Linked DNA regions of Homo sapiens: region 2 is linked to region 1. Evidence: chromatin loops called from intact Hi-C (ENCODE). Cell type or tissue: B cell. All regions are shown on one strand. Each heading gives the region's core, and the rest is flanking DNA. Links, peaks and the distances in the headings are about the cores only. Region 1 overlaps LOC124904475 (a long non-coding RNA gene). Region 2 has its middle 110 kb from the start of LINC01031.

What was found. A loop is a pair of places that touch in the nucleus more often than their neighbours do. Peaks named below come from ENCODE experiments on the same cell type or tissue, not always from the same donor. Only the 100,000 strongest peaks of a DNase experiment are listed, where the experiment ranks them.
Region 2: it touches region 1 in a loop (2.6-fold over the local background); 6 of 110 quality-filtered maps call a loop at or near these places.

What each region holds. Positions count from the first base shown.
Region 1 is chr1:193,474,848-193,483,196 of GRCh38, reverse strand. The region is part of intron 3 of LOC124904475 (a long non-coding RNA gene); the gene reads right to left. Among named protein-coding and RNA genes, the nearest start is that of LINC01031, 170 kb to the right of the region's middle. In B cell, for the core only: no CTCF peak of the experiment used is centred there; DNase peaks (open chromatin) are centred at 3,746 and 6,186; H3K4me3 peaks cover 332 bases; H3K27ac peaks cover 447 bases.
Region 2 is chr1:193,414,858-193,423,206 of GRCh38, reverse strand. No RefSeq gene overlaps it. Among named protein-coding and RNA genes, the nearest start is that of LINC01031, 110 kb to the right of the region's middle. In B cell, for the core only: no CTCF peak of the experiment used is centred there; DNase peaks (open chromatin) are centred at 4,596 and 5,626; H3K4me3 peaks cover 1,245 bases; H3K27ac peaks cover 326 bases.

The DNA.
Region 1 (8,349 bases), core at 129-8,128:
AGAAGTTGTCTGTTTGGATAAAGTGAATATAGCCATGCCTAAATACAGTACTACCTATTAAACGCATTCCTCAAGGCATATGAAGCTTATTCTAATAAGTTTATAATTCTAGGTTATAATTATGTATATTTAATGTACTCGGTTCATTCTCAACTAATTTGTAGTTCATGATCTAAACAGGCAAGAAGCCCTTAGAACACATTAAACACATTGTACCCACCTCCATGGCAAAAGGAGTGAGTGCTTGTACATGTCTCTCCCTACAAGTCCTCCCTCCCACCAGAAGACAAACGGAAAGCTGCTCCAACTCCAAGGAGCTTTCAGAGGTGACCTTGTTAGAACAGGGATTTAGAACCCCCACCCCCACCACACAATGTTTCATCTCTTTCACACAGAGAGACTTACAGGTGAGCATCCATGTCTGAAGAAAGTTTCCAAAGCCAAAACGGGTTCATAAGCACTTCAGGTGGCATAGTCAACTGTTCGCTGAGCATTACTACTTCCATCGTTTCCTTCACCCTTTGTTTCCTTTTACCCCCTCCTCTCCTCACCATAAACTGGAGTCAGGTAATTACACTTAGAGATAAATCAAATGCCTGACCCTCAAGTCCTCTGCCCTTCTCCCTCTACCAGGATGGCTTGCTGCTCTATCTTACTACCTGCCTGGATGGCAGACTTGCATTTCCGAGGTCACAATTCTTATTCATAGTGAGAAAATTCAAAGATAAATCAATGGTACAAACACAACATTTGGTCAAACCTAAATTCAGTGTTCAAAGGACAAAGAGATTTTAAAGTCATTCTATTTTCCTTTGTATTACTAAAGAAAATGTTCAATTGCTGATACATATTAAGATACCCGACTCTTGTGTTTGACATTAAAGCATTTTCTTAAAAAATTGTCCCTTTCAAGCAAAATTTCATTAGATTGATTAAACATCCCTTCAGAGGGTCAGCATGCCTGTGTTAGTAGCAGTATAAGACAATATAGGAATAGGCTAAGAGCTTAAAATACATATATTTTTCCCAATACTTTGTATATAATGAGGTGTGAGAGAGAAGTTATTTTAAATGTATGACTAGAATTATAAACTTATCAGAATAAGCTTCACATGCCTTTGACCATGTTTAAAAAAATTCTAACTGGGTAGCCATTAGACCCGGGTGGCTCTAGCACTTTAAATTCCTATGTGAACAAAACAAAGCCCAAGGTAAACAGCAAATTAAAGAAATTGTACGAGTCAGAAATCAACTAACCTCTAACCAGGAACTTTCCACTCTAACCAATCAACACTGTTCTTTGCCTTGCTTCTGCAACCTCTTTACAGTAGCCCCCTCTTATCCAGTTTTGCTTTTCGTGGTTTGTTACCTTCAGTGAACTGTGGTCTGAAAATATTAATATTTTGAGAGAGACCATATTTATAAAACTGGTTTAATAGTATATGGTCATGATTGTTCTATTTTAGTTATTAATCTCTTACTGTGACTAATTTATTAAACATTATAAGTATGTATCCATTAAAAAACATGGTGTATATCATAAGGTTTGTTACTACCCTTGGTTTCAGACATCCATTGGGTGTCTCGGAATTTATTCCCCGTGAATAAAGGGAGAATACTGTATAAAAGTTGCCCATTTTACCCCTCCCAACAGAGCTGCTTGCAGATTGATGCCACCCCAATTCAGGAGTCACTGAATGCTCAAATAAGTGCTTCAAAATTTTAATGTGCTTAAGTTTGTTTTTAATCAACCAGAATAACACAGTTTGGATTGCATTATAATGTGTGGTATTGTGAACAAAACTGACATTTCTGAGTAGGAAGTATGAGACACAGATTCACAATTACTCCATATATAAACTTTTAAAAAGTTGAACATACTAGACATGTTAACTAAAGTTTCAGATTGAACTGAGACTTGAGATCTAGCATTTAAGATCATTACTATTTCCTATAGAGCATCAAATAAAAACTCAGATTACGAGAATTTCTACCTTAAATTTTTAAAGAAAGAGCTCTAAGATGAGGAAATAAATTACAAGTGATGGAAACCCTTTGCCTGAGGACCAGATTATTTCTTTAAAAAATAATGTATGACTTCTGTATTTAGTAAGCCCAGGAGTGGTAGATCAAGGGGCTCCATATGCCACAGAGACAGCTTATCTCTCCCCTCTTCTATGTGCTTATTATACTTCAACTGGGCTTTCCCAACAAGGTGAGAAAGATGTTAATGACAACTTCAAGCTCCACAGATTACCAGTTCAGCAGCCTCAGTAGAGGGAGGACACCTTTTCCTGACACATTCAGTAAATATCCACGGAGGACTCTGATTTAGCCAGGCCAGGAGTTGGAGGTGGCCCTGTGCTATCCAAACCACATGGACCAAGACCCAGCAAGGTTATAATCTTCCAGAGAGAAATCAGGTCCTGCTACCAAACAGGCAAAGATAGCAGATTTCCCCCACAATTCCTAGATATCAAAACAATAACATGAAAATTCTAAATGATTGAAACCAGTCTTTATGGCTGGCTTTTGTCATCTATCACAAAGAACAGAAGCTTCATTCAGCCACACAGCAGAATACACAGAAATCTACTTTTTTAAATGGCTTTATTAACAATTTACATCCCATAAAATTCACTCATTTAAGGTATACAGTTAAATGGTTTTTAGTATATTTACAGAGTTGGACAACCATCACCACAATCAATTTTAGACCATTTTCATCATGCAAAAAAGAAACCCTGTACCCATTAGCAATCTCTTCCATCTCCTATCTCCCCCACTCCTTGCAGCCTATGGCAAGAATGAATATATTTTGTCGTTGATGTACAAAATATTGCACCTGCTTAATGTATACAACTTGATACAACTTCACATATGTACCCACCCATGAAACCATCACCACAATCAAGATAATAAACATTCATCACTTCCAAACATTTCTAAATGCCCTTGTTTTTTGTTGTTTTTGTTTGGAGGGTTTTTGTGCTAAAAATAACATGAGATCAACCCTCTTAAAAATTTTAAGTGAACAATATTGTTAACTATAGGCACTGTGATATACAGCACATCTCTAGAACTTATTCATCTGGTATAACTAAAAATTTATATCTATTGAACAACTCCCGATTTCCTCCTTTCCCCAGCCATTGCTAAACACCATTCTATTCTGTTTCTATGTGATTATTTAGTTAACTCCATAAATGGGAAAATACTAATCTTACCTTCTCATACCTCAAATGGGGCAAAGATTTAGGAAGGTTCTCACAACTAGGGCTGCAAATCTGAGTGGCCCATCCACAAGAATTAAATAGGAAATTATCTGAAGAATTTAATTGACTATTAATTATAATTTACAATTGCCCAAAGACATTTCTTCTCTTGTGCCTTTAGCTGTAAATTACATTATTTAACATATATTGTTATTTCCTTTTGTACCTATTTTACGACAACCATTATGCTTGATTCATCATTTTTCCCTTATGTAGTGCTGTGTAGTATAATATCTTGGAGCTTATGATTTAATAAATATTGATCTCCCTTGGTCTTTATTATGCTAAGAAAAAGAGACCTGGTTCTCTTTTTCAGGTTATCATTAGGCTTGTGAAATGTGATATACAAAGTGGTTTAGAGCCTTGAAATGCAGTCAGGAAGCCATTCTAAGAACTACCTGCGTGACCTGAAACCTTGCAAAACAGGAACTTGTCTTTAACATTTGAACTGGGTCACACCGCCATGACCACAACATCCTGGAAAACAGCCGAATTTCACCAATGCTGCAACTCCTAAACAGTGACAACCAATGAACTGTGGACTCATGTACTAAACCAACCACTGTCACCAGTGATATCTTTCAAAACAACTTGTGATTACCTTCAGCATCCTTTTACAAATCTGTACCATCCTACCTCTCTTCAGAACACAGTTTAGTTTCTAGCTCAGTCTGTCCCTCAAATTGCAATTCCTAAGACCCCAAGAAATGCCTTATCTTACTGCATTGCAGTCTAGTCTTCACCTCTTCCTAGTTGACAGGCTCCACAATAAGATAAACTATGTGAGGAAAGAAGCAAGCTTTGTCAATACAGTCAAATTGACATTTCTAAGAATTATATAAGTTTTCCCCAGAAAAATACAGTGACTTCTCTTCAATTCACACATTTGTTTCTTGAAATTTTGGGGACCACTTACAAAAGTTTAATGCAATCTTACATATTTTGGATAAGTCACTTTATAACATTGGGATCAAAATGCCTACTATAGTTATTTTCTATAAGTGGTTTCCATTAAGATAACTACTTTAACAAATACTAAATTTTATTATATTACTTTAATTACATTACTTTATTAAATACTAAACTTTATTATACCACATTAACTTTCTTTCCAGTAAAATATTACATAGAGTAAGAATTTATATAGATAAGTAGTCATAGATATAATGTTTAAAAATACCTTTTGATATGTCATAGGAAACATTGCTTTTAGCTTCTTCTTCCCCTTACCAAATAGTACCACTTATTACAGTCCTGTGCACTGTTCTGCACCAATAAGTTGAGCCGTTGACAAATGCAATTGGATTATTAAAAATCTTGTTTTCCCTTGATTATATTACAATCTGCAACCCATGACTCTCCATATGGTATTAAAATAAGTTTGATTAGAATTCTAAGGGTAACAGTAAGTGAATCACATTATTATTTCCAAACACATCACTGGTATGAATGAGAGTTAAACACTAACGTATACTTTTAAAACATTATCAACAAATTCCCCCAGTAAACAGCCAAACACCACAGAAAACCAGAATTAATCCTACTATCCAAAATTGTTCTGTGCAAAAATGAAACAAGAATACAATCGACTTCTGATTTGACCCTTATTAAAGTAATGCAGCATATTACAGTGGGATATTCTAATGGGCAAGAGAAAAAAAACAAGTCAGTTTTTTGAAACACACTATTCCATATGGCTTTTCCAAGGAAGTCCTAAATTTGAAGAGAGCATCCTGTTCATTTACATGGTTTCCAACACATTTAAGTTGTATAAAGGAATACCCTAAGGAAGCTTTTCAAGTTTGTAAACCAAGCACTTTGCCTTTACCTTTATTTGCTCCCACCAAAATGCTAACGATATCATCTGAAATTTCCTGCATCCCAAGGCATATGTGTACTAATATTCATTTTACACAAGTAGTTACTACATAGACCATGTGTACTGAAAAGCCTAAAATATTTACTATCTGGCCATTTACAGAAAAAGTGTACCAACCCCCATCCCAAACTAAAGCTAAAGACTTTAAGATCCTCCCTGCTTCATTGCTTTGTTAAATGCTGGCTCAGTCTGTTACTGGATAGTCAAAGTTTCAGATTTAAATTCTGCAGCTGAAATTTACCTCTTAAAAAATCAATCTCCTGTCATCTCTCATAAATTGATACAATTCTTACAAAAAATATGTTTGCACACAGCCCTTCCCTCTTCTGTATTGTAAACCTACCTTTCAGGTACCCTATCATGTAGGTCTCACCTGACTTTTATAAGGAAGGTATACATCTGCCTTGGAGCTATCACAGCTGTTTCCAATTAGCTATCTGACTAAATGATTAGACAACCACACATTTTAAAGTCTATTTTTCATCTATGTAGCTTGTAAATAAAGCTCTAAATTTTAGTCTCTAATCTCAGTTGAATAGAAACCAATTCATGTTGGCCCCATGAAAGAAGCAGGTCTGGGGGCCAACAAACCCTTAAAAGACAAGTGGTCAGCACTAAAACCTCTAAGGGATTGAGGTAGCCCATTGGAAAGAAAAATTTGGAATAGCTATTGATAATCTTTCCATTTATTCCCTTCATTTGAGCACTTGAAAAACTCCTACAGCTGCCTGCCCATCATCTTTCTACTTCCCCTCTTTCTTCCTTTTCTTTTTATTTTTTTTCTTTATCTCCTGGAAGAAAAAAGTGGAACCAGATCTCAGACAGTAAAGAAGCAGAAAGCAAGAGAAAAAATAACTAGTTTAGCTCCTTCTGGGCTTCCACCCTGTATTAGTCTATTTTCACGCTGCTGATAAAGACATACCGAGACTGGGTAATTTATAATGAAAAAGTGGTTCAACAGACTCACAGTTCAGTGTGGCTAGGGAGGCCTCACAATCATGGTGGAAGGCAAAAGTCATGTGTTACATGGCAGCAGACAAAAGAGAAATGAGAACCAAGTGAAAGGGATTCCCCCCTACAAAACCATCAGGTCTCGTGAGACTTATTCACTACCATGAGAACAGTATGGGGAAAACCGCCCCCATGATTCAGTTATCTCCCACCACGTCCCTCCCACAACACGTGGGAATTATGGGAGCTACAATTCAAGATGATAATTGAGTGGGGACACAGCCAAACCCTATCACACCTTAACCCCATATTCTATGTAAAAAGCTTACACTGCCATCTATAAATTATAAATTCAACATGAAATAACATCACAAAAAGCAAAATGTCTGAGACATTAGCCTCATGGATTATGTAGTCTAATACAAAGCCTAAAGACTAACACACAGAAGCAATTAGGTCCAAACCTGTTCATACTGTTTTCAAACTTGAAAGTTAATAAATATGGAAAAATCCTGAACTATAGTTTAAGGATGTTGTCAGTATTCAGATTATAGTTTGGGTCAGGACAGGAAAAAAAAAGTAAAAGGGGATATAGTATATAAAGAATATTCCAGAAAAATCATTGAAAATGCAGCAAGATCTTCGGGAGAAATTACATTTTTCTCTAGCAATAAGACTGTCTTTGAATCTTAGATAAAATTTTTTCCACACAGCAAAGGGAATAGAAGTTGGATACTGACACCCATGAGAAATAACAGTAGAAACAATCTTTGCATCCAAAGGAAAAAGACAAATAAATGAATAAAGCTTTGAAGCATAAAGACCCGAGGCTCCTTCTTGTCCATGTCTCATTATACTTCTCTAACCCTCTGAAATAAAGTAGCCCTGATTAAAAACAGTAGTTAAAAGAGCATCAGAGAGGAAAGGCAGGAAGATGGAAGGAGGAAAGAGAAAAGATGGGGAGGAGGACAGGGAGAATATAATGTGAAATATGAGCAAGAATAAGCTAGACAGTGAAAGAGCAGTAGACGGGAAGCTGGCTGGAAAGCGGACTTGGGAAACAACTCCAGTAGAAAGGGTAAAAGAATGGAAGTGTAGACAGTGGGTGAGACACCACACTGGTGAGGCATGGAAGAAGAGGCAGGAAGGAAAAGCACAAGAACCAAGGAACAAATGGAGGGATCCTACTGAATAAAAGATAACTGAGGAACTGAGAACCTGTGAAGAATTATTCACCAGAAGGAAGCCAGGTTGAGGAAGCAGAAGCAAAGATGGAAGAGAAGATTAGGCTAAAAGCAGAGAGCTACAAAATACTGGTTAGTGTTTAAGATACCACTAGAAATTTGAAACCATGGTAAAATTGTCTATGGGTGTGTTTTTAAAAATTCTAAAGAGGAAAGGGATAAACTAAATTTTAAGAACCTAGATTCTGGTGGGAGGATTGTAGCCAGCTGAAAGCTGAGATACAAATTGTGAAAACTTTGGGGAGTTCATGGAGAAAGCCATCTTTCAACATAACTGGCTGTTCAAGACCAATGACAGGGCAGAGGATCATCAAATGTTGAGAATAGTGTTCTTTTAACATGCTCTAGGGTACAAAGCATATTAACTCATCATTTCACCTGCAAGGGAAAGAGAATAAAAAGCTGCATTGTGTTACTGTGTGCCCCACACAAAGTAGAAACTCATTAAATATTTATCAATAGAATGAACTCTTTTAATGTTGTGAGACAAATATCTTGGATTAAAGTACATTTGAAATCCCAGTCAGTCTTAAGAAACAACTAAGTCTAAGGCTGTAACAAAAAAATGTATATATGAACTAAGATCTAAAAATAGACTGCTATTTGTTGAATTCCCACTGCATATAAGATTCTAAGCATTTTACATATTTTCTCATTTAAACATACAGCATACCTGCAAGATGGATGTTATTTTCTCCAATAAGCAGTTTAGGACATTAAAGCTCAAATAATTTTTGTGGGTTACCCACTGGCCAATATGGACCACTGAATGGATCATGTCTACCAGAATATAAACCCCACAAGGACAAGGGTTTTGGTCTATTTTGTTCTCTACTGTTTCCTCTAAGAAAAAAAAAATGCCTGATGCAAGGAAGAAACTGAACAAACATTTTTTGAATGAATAAATGCCTATTTATGATGAGACAGCTGAATATGACCATGGAAAAAAATGTCAATCTTGCCAACTAGTCTCCTTTCAAATTCATGATGATTAACCTCA
Region 2 (8,349 bases), core at 40-8,039, 60 kb after region 1:
AACAATACATGAATAGCTCCATACTGTGTCAAAGTAAATTACACCATAGTTCAAAGAAGAAAAAAAAAGCCCAACAACGTGGCACAAACGCAATAGAAGTTTATATCTCAAAGCATCAACATATACATATACATGGACTTTACAGACTTGTGCAGTCTCAAAAGATTTGCCTTCCAAATACTTTCTCAGAAGGTTCTTGGAAGATGTGCTCTACAAAAGCAAAAGAGAAATCCAAGAAAAGGAAGAAAAAAACTCCAAAACAGAGGATCCAAAAACAAGAGTAAAATGAACTGATGATGATAAAGACGTACTCCAGAATGACAGCTGGGCAGCAAACCTAGAAAGCAAGTTCTGACCGGGGAAAAAAGATGAAAGTTTTCAGAAAGGATAAGCCTGCATGCACGCATGTGCACACATACACACACACACACACACACACACACACACACACATTGAACTCATAGATTTCTTGGATGTATGACTACATTGAGAGATGTTTTAATGTTCTGTCAGTGAGTATGGGGTTTAATTAGTGATTGGTACATAAAAATTAAGTAATTAAAGGGTAAAGAAATGTATCCTAATACACTATGTGACTCATCTGCAAACCATATTAAGGCAGTTATAATGACATAAACACTGAATATTCATTTAACCAAAAATTATAACAGAATTTATAGAGGGGACAGCAAATGGCAAATGTATTGGGAGTGGGGTAAGGAAATATAAGAACACTAAATCCTCATTTTTCATGAAAAAAGTCAATTGATAATGCTTAAATTGAAAAATGTAAAGATACGATTTTTAATTTGTTTAGAAATATGGAGAGTCTTAACCTGGGTTCCCCAAAAAGCAGAGCCTGTGGCAAAGGCTGATGAGCTGCTAATTTATTAGGAGAAATAACGGAAAGGGGGAATGAGACAAGTAAAAGGTGAGTCCCAATCAAAGGTGGTTGCCAAATTATAACTCGGCTACTCTTGATAGCAAGCACAACTGATGGCTCATTGTCACAATTGTGAGAGTCTCTGTAAATGAAATCACTTGAGACTGTCCACTGTGCTAGGGATGAGGGCAGAAGACTTAACCATCAGCTTCTATAAATTACTGGTCAAAGGTTCACTTCACATGTGTGAATTAAACAAACACAGGCCGAGTGCAGTGGTTCATGCCTGTAATCCAGCACTTTGGGAGGCCGAGGTGGGTGGATCACAAGGTCAGGAGTTCAAGACCAGCATGGCCAACATGGTGAAACCCTGTCTCTACTAAAAATACAAAAATTAGCCAGGCGTGGTGGCACATGCCTGCAATCCCAGCTACTCAGGAGGCTGAGGCAGGAGAATCACTTGAACCCGAGAGGCTGAGGTTGCAGTGAGCTCAGATCATGCTATAGCATTCCAGCCTGTGTGACAGAGTGAGATTCCATCTGAAAAAGTAAATGAATAAAATAAAATAAAAATAAACAAACACAGTCATCAAGTGAGCAAGGTGTTGCTTCAGTGTCAATAGGGACGCCCTGGATATGAGGCAAGAGGCATAGGAGGCAGGCTGGAAGTGAGAGGTTGTTCGGTCATGGCTCAGTGAGGTTAGTTAGAGCCTATGCAGGGCTGGTCACGGGGGAGGTGACAGAACAAGTAGCCACACTCTTTAGAGACAAGTGAGGTTGTCTGATTCTGGAAGAGCACAGAAGGGGTGCTAGATTAAGGGGGTAAGTATTAGAAAAAGCTAATAGAATTAAATAGAATTGCCCATGAAGAAACAAAATAGAGGTAGTGAAGATTAGGCTAGGACTCTTAAAATGTAATTTTATTTTTAAACTCATGTATATGCATTATTATATTAAAAACACAAACTTAAAAATGCTTAGAAGTATCTTACATAGTAGGATTCTTTATTCCAGACACTTGGTTACAGCATTGTAACTGAGAATTGCTTTTAATTTTCACAAAGCCAAAATCAAAGTGGTTGTTGTTGTTGTTATTTTTAACTTTAGGCCATTTCTATTTCCATGCTACTAACATACTGAATGTAATCAATTACCAAAATTCATAAAGTCAGCCAACAATTCTCAAATTTTTCAGTCTAAGAGTTCCTTTATACCCCTAAATTTCTATAGGTTTTATTTATTGGCATTTGCCATGTTAGAAAATAAAATGGAGACTTTTAAAAATATTTTGTTTATTGATTCACTTTAAAATAACAATGTAAACCCATTGTATGATGTCATAAGTAATATCTGTTTTCAAAAAATAACCACATTTTCCAAAGCAAAATACTTGAGTGAGAAGAGCGGCATTGACAAGCACTTTTACAATACTCTTTACCTTCCAGCTTAATCATAAACAGTTTATTCGTTATATCTGCTTCTATATTCAGTTTGTTGTAATATGTTGATTGGTTAAAATCTATGAAAAAAAGAAACATGGCCTCACACAGATATGTTGTTAGAAAAGGAAAGGGTATTTTAATAGCCTTTTCAGGTAATTGTGTTTATTCTTCTTTGATAATACACCATAATGTGACATTGAAAACCACATCCATGAACTTTTTGTATTCTATTACATTAAAAATCATTAGTCCATTTGGCACTTTAAACAGACCTTTTTGTTAACCATGCATTGATCACATGAAAGGTATCTGTTCACTGAACTATTTAGGCCTTCCAAATGTTGATCCATTTCATCACATTGTCAAAAAATCACATTCGTTAATACCACCACCTGTCTCACTGGAAAAGTCTTTAGGTACTGGGAAACTGACTACCTTATGGTGATAAATACTAGTTTTCCAAATTTCTAATTTTTGTGTGGAAGCTCAAATATTTTTATTGACAACAACAAAAAAATATCAGTTCCTTTTTTAAAATGACCTGCTCGCTTCATTTATTTTTATGAAAATGTCTGCCAAATAAATTAGGATAACCCTAGTTTACCTGTCAGTTGTCCCTTCAAGTGAAAATGACATGCCATGAAAAAAGCAGCTAGTTTAGCTTGCAATTCAGACATACATAAGCGCTTTTCTTCAAAACAGCCATCACACGTCACACTATGAAACCAAAGGACTTTCTTCCTACCTCCCATTTTGTTATACAGAAAGTTAAAATGACATACACACAAAGGTTGAGATCTAATAAAACTAATAATCTTTACTGCTTCCTAAAGATACTTTTCAGCGTCCCTGGCATTTTTTTTAACTGTAAATGTATGGTGAAGAAATACAATGACTTCTAGTTTAGTTTGGTGCCACTGCCTTGATTCACGCTAAGGTGCCAGTAGTTTTACCCACCCTTGTTTTTTCACCCTGACTGCAAATGTCAGCTCAGTGAAAAAGGTAAACAATGTTGTTAGCATTATTATGAAAATAGCTTTAAACTCTAAAACACTCAGAAAGGATCTAAGAGACCCATAGAATACACGGACTGAACTTCGAGAACTACTAATGTATATACTAAGTATCATAAATCATTACAAGCAAAAATCCTCACTTTTTTTTTGCCAGACTGAAGTAAGAATTGAGCTAAGCATTCAAAGCTGTCATAAATATGTATGATGCCTTAGACTGTACACAGGCAGTAGGATGAGATACTAATGACACTTGATCACAGCTCAGAGAACATGAGTTCTAGTGCTATAATTCACAAGTCACAGGACCATTGATTAGTCAATTGTGCTCCTCCGAGTGTCATTCTCCCCATTTCTATCTTGAAGATGATACAGCCTACTCCTTAGGGTTATTGGATAGACTAGAGCTACTCAAAGTATGGTCCCTGAACCATCAGCATCATAGGAAAATAGAAAGTGTGGGAAAGCACCTGGGAATTTGTTAGAAATGGAAAATCTAGGGTCTCAACCCACATGTGTTGACTCAGAATCTCTGGGAGTGGGGCACAGGAATCTCTCTCAGGCTTTACTAATGATTCTTGCTCATATCCAACTTTGAGAAGTACTGATATGGACCATGCACGATAAAGGACTGGAAAATGTGAACACTACACAAATTTATGTTATTATGATAATAAGAAAAAAAGGCTTTCCAGGCAAAATAACTACATAAAGATTGCTACTTTAGTCGTATTTGTTTGTATCATCTGTAGTCAGGTAGCGCTAATCTAACTGTTGGTATCAAAGATATATGTGTTTCATAGAAATGAATTTAAAAATGCAAAGCCAAGAAAAAGTGTAGAGTTAGGGGAGATAGCAAAAGGTATGCGTGGAAAAACAGTAGGAAATAATGCTGAATGTGGTTAAAATATAAAATGAGATGTTTATACTTTATACAATAGGCAATAAGGAACCATTACAGATTCTTCCATTTTAAAGTGACATAATGAAAGACTGTTTTAGGAAATCAGTTCGCTAACCATACGTGGTGCAGAATGAATTGAAAGGGGAAAAGACAGGAAGGCAAGAAGTATTTCATGAAACCATACATTTTTCCTCCCCATAGAATAAAAAAATTCTCTGATGAATTTGGACAAGATTCACACAGTCCTAGGCATTTGTCTGATAGGAGTGAAACCAAGGTAAAGAAAAGTATGAGTATATGATGTGTTCATCACTTACCCCACACATAACTTTATTTCCAGCACTTTCACTTTCCCTTTCTTTCAGTTCCAAGTCTTCTGCTAATTCACTGCTCTCAAACTCCTGTCTCTCACTTGCCTGTCTCCCAACCTGCTCTCCTTTATTCAGCAGCCCGAGGTCTTCTCCTGTTAATGAAGAACAGCTTTTCTCTATTTCCTTTCCTTTAAGCCCCTATACCTACTAAAATTTCTAAATGACAAGAAAGTTTTGCAAGAATTTCTGTGCTAAAGGAGAGGAGAAATGTAAAAGCTACATGTCCCAGTCAGATCCTGCTTCTCTTCCCAGACATATAGGGAGTTATCAACAGCTTTTTCAAGCTAATGCTTCCATGTCAGCATCAGAAAAAGAAAAAGTTGGAAGTTAAGAAGGGAAAATAAAATGAAAACGAGATAGAAGCAATGTCTCTGCAATTCAGCCTTGGAAAAGATGAACAAGTCAAAAACGAGGACCTTGGAGCTGAAGTTGAGTTTATCTGTTTGTGTGTACAGGGGACAGAACCAGGTCAGAATGTCCTGGTGGGATTTATCTGTCCTGGAATAGAATTACCGTGAGTAAAACTAAAAGCATTTAATGCAAAGTTTGGATAGCAATGGTTGAAGAAGTCCCTCAGGTTTGACCCTTAATTAAGGGAAGCTAATTACATAAACAAAATATTATCTGAAGTGATCCCTGTCACAAGCATTCAATTAATGTGTATTTCTGGCTGCAACTACATCAGAAAGTGGACGTTAAAAAGATTTAGGGCCAGGTGTCGTGGCTCATGCCTATAATCCCAACGTTTTAGGAGGCCAGGGCGGGTGGATTGCTTGAGTTCAGGAGTTCAAGACCAGCCTGGGCAACATGGCAAAACCCCATCTTTACAAAAAATACAAAAATCAGCCAGGCATGGTGGAGCATCCCTGTAGTCCCAGCTACTTGAGAGGCTGAGGTGAGAGAATCACTTGAGCCCTGGAGGTCGAGCCTGCAGTGAGTCATGATCATGCCACTGCACTCCAGACTGGCAACAGAGCAAGAACTTGTCTCAAAAAAAAAAAAGAAAGAAAGAAAGAGGAAGAAGAAGAAGATTTAGAGCAAGGCAGAACTTCAGCATCACAGACAGGGGAGGAGTAACTTGAAAGTGTGGGGGATTTCAGCATCTTTCACAGTGCATCAGGCTTCATACCTTTTCTTAATTTAGACTGAATACAAGCATGCAGATTCAGTTAAGTGAGGTGTTATTATGAGATCCAAAGCTTTTTAAATGCTACCTAAAATTTTTGGATGAAAAACTCAATGAAAAGGCAATTTATTTATAGCAGTATCATATATAAGGAAAATGAAACTCTTTAGAAAATGCTTGAGAATCTTTCATTTAACTGTTTGAATTCAAAACAAGACCTATTTATTGGAATGAAACCATGGTAATATTAACATAGACTATAATCAATTTGGTCCTATTTTTATTCGTTCATAGATAATATCTAGCACAGTTCTAGATAACAAAGCTACCAGAATGAACAGGGCATAATATAGCTTATGGGGTTTATACTCTAGTAAAGGAAATGGGGGAAAGATGTAAACACATAACCATAAATATACAACAATATGAAGTAAATTGTAAATGGCAAATAGAAAAAAAAGGGGGGGCTAAGATACAGAAGAACTGAGGGGTGAGTTTAAATAAAGTAGTTAGGGGAAACATCTCTAAAAGGATATTAAATCTGCGACCTAACAATGAGAAACTATCCATGCAAATAGTAGAGAGAAGCTCTCTCCTGCCAAGAAAACAGCAGGGGATTGGTAGAGATGTTTTCAAAGACCTAAGAAAAGACAAGTGTGACTGAAACATGGTGTGCAAAGAGGAGAGGGGCAAAGGATGAGAGAAAGTGTGGGGCTCAGGCCATGAGAGCCTTCTAAGCTGCGCTGTTAAGAGACAGTGGAGAAAAATGAGGACAGAAATCGGTGGACTTGGCAACTTCGATGTAATGGGTAATGTGAATTACAGCAGATTCAGTGAAATAATAATGTCTGGAATCTCACTGGTGTTAGTAGGAGAGAAAGGCAGTAACGGAAGAGAGATTCACATCTTTGTCTCTCTTAAAGCTGTGAAGTGGGAGCTGAGGATGGAGAGATGGCTGATAGGAATATAGGGACCCAGGAAGTTTGGGTTTTGTTTTTGCCAAAGACAAAGATCACAGCATGTGTGTGTTTGTTCTGATAGGATTGCAGTGGTCCAGGGGAGAGGCAAAGGATAATGGAAAGCAGGAATGGGGTCCAGAGCACAAGGGAAAGATTAGATATAAGGGAAAGCACAAGATAGAAAAAGAGATTGCGTGAACACAGGTCAAGGTGTGGATTTACCGGTGGAAGGTTTGGAAACACTGTCCTCTACCATCCTCATCTCCTCCTAACCCCATAATCCCTGAGCCACTCCTTTAACTCATCTAATCTTTACCTATTGAAACTCTTTCTAGATTTAAATCATCAACACATCTTATCTGCTTGAAAATATCCGTGAATTCCACGTAAAAGTTATTTTCCTAAATCCACAAGTGTTTACAAAGATTGTACTGCCAATTCAATACAGAGGCCTTTTAACAGCATAGTCCTATAATTTTACTTATGGAACATAATGTGACAAGCAAAATATTTTAAGATGAAAGATAAATGTTTTGGCCACCTTTAGGTGGCCAAAAAAGTGGCAAGATCCAAAATCATTGCATAAGTTTTCTGTACATTCTTCCTAGTATCATTTAATGATATTATTAGGGTCTCATTATATGCTTTTTCACCCATGCTACTTCCACTTTTTATGTGTGGCATTCAAATTATTTCTTGAATAATATCCCCAGTGCTTCACAGAATGTGTCTCTGCACTAGAAATGTGTTTCTATATTCATATATCCCTTCATTTATTTTCCACTACTCAATTAAGAAAGAAATAATAGGAGACATAACATAAAGCACATTACTGTGCCTTGTCCAACTGAGTAGATAGATCACTTTCAAATATAGTAGCAAATGCTGTATTAGTATAAAAGAGCTTTTAACTTTTCAAATCCAAATGCCCTGAGTTATTTTAAGCTCTGCTGCCATCAGTCAGTTTCCTGGTGTGGAAGAACGTATAACTTAGATAAAGCTAGAGCAGCTGGAGCAATCACCACAAATCACCAGTTATAAGGCTGCTTGCAGCAGTAATACAGGCTGAAAAGTCCCCCTCCCCTCAAAAAAAATAATAACCCATGAAGAAGTTAATGTGGTGTTAAAGCTAGTAGTTGGCCGTTGCTCTTGCCATCTGTCATCCCATTGGACCACATAAGTAGAAGTCAACAGGAAGTTCATCTTTTATGTTGACATCACACAATGTCATTTTCTATTTATGGACATCGTTAAATTTCATTTGATATCAAAATTAATCCAGAAGTTTCTAAGAGAAGAAAGTAGTAAGAAATTTTCAATAATGTTTCAAATGTCTCTAAATGAAAGAACACTAAGCTTTAAGAACATTGCTAACCTTCTATAGAATACAAGTATTTTCCCCACAACATGAGTTTCAATTGAGAAATTGTATTTATTCAACTGCTCTTGTCTTCTTTGAGAAATATCTGCCCTCAAAAGTTACAATCTGGTTTACAACACAGGTAGCAGGCTAATTTAAATAAATCATAACTTTTTCTAAATACCAATTAAATTCATAATAAGATTCCATTACGCATGTACCAGGATGGCCAAAGTTAAAACCAAGATACCAAATGTTGGTGAGAACGTAGAGTGACATGAACTCTCACAT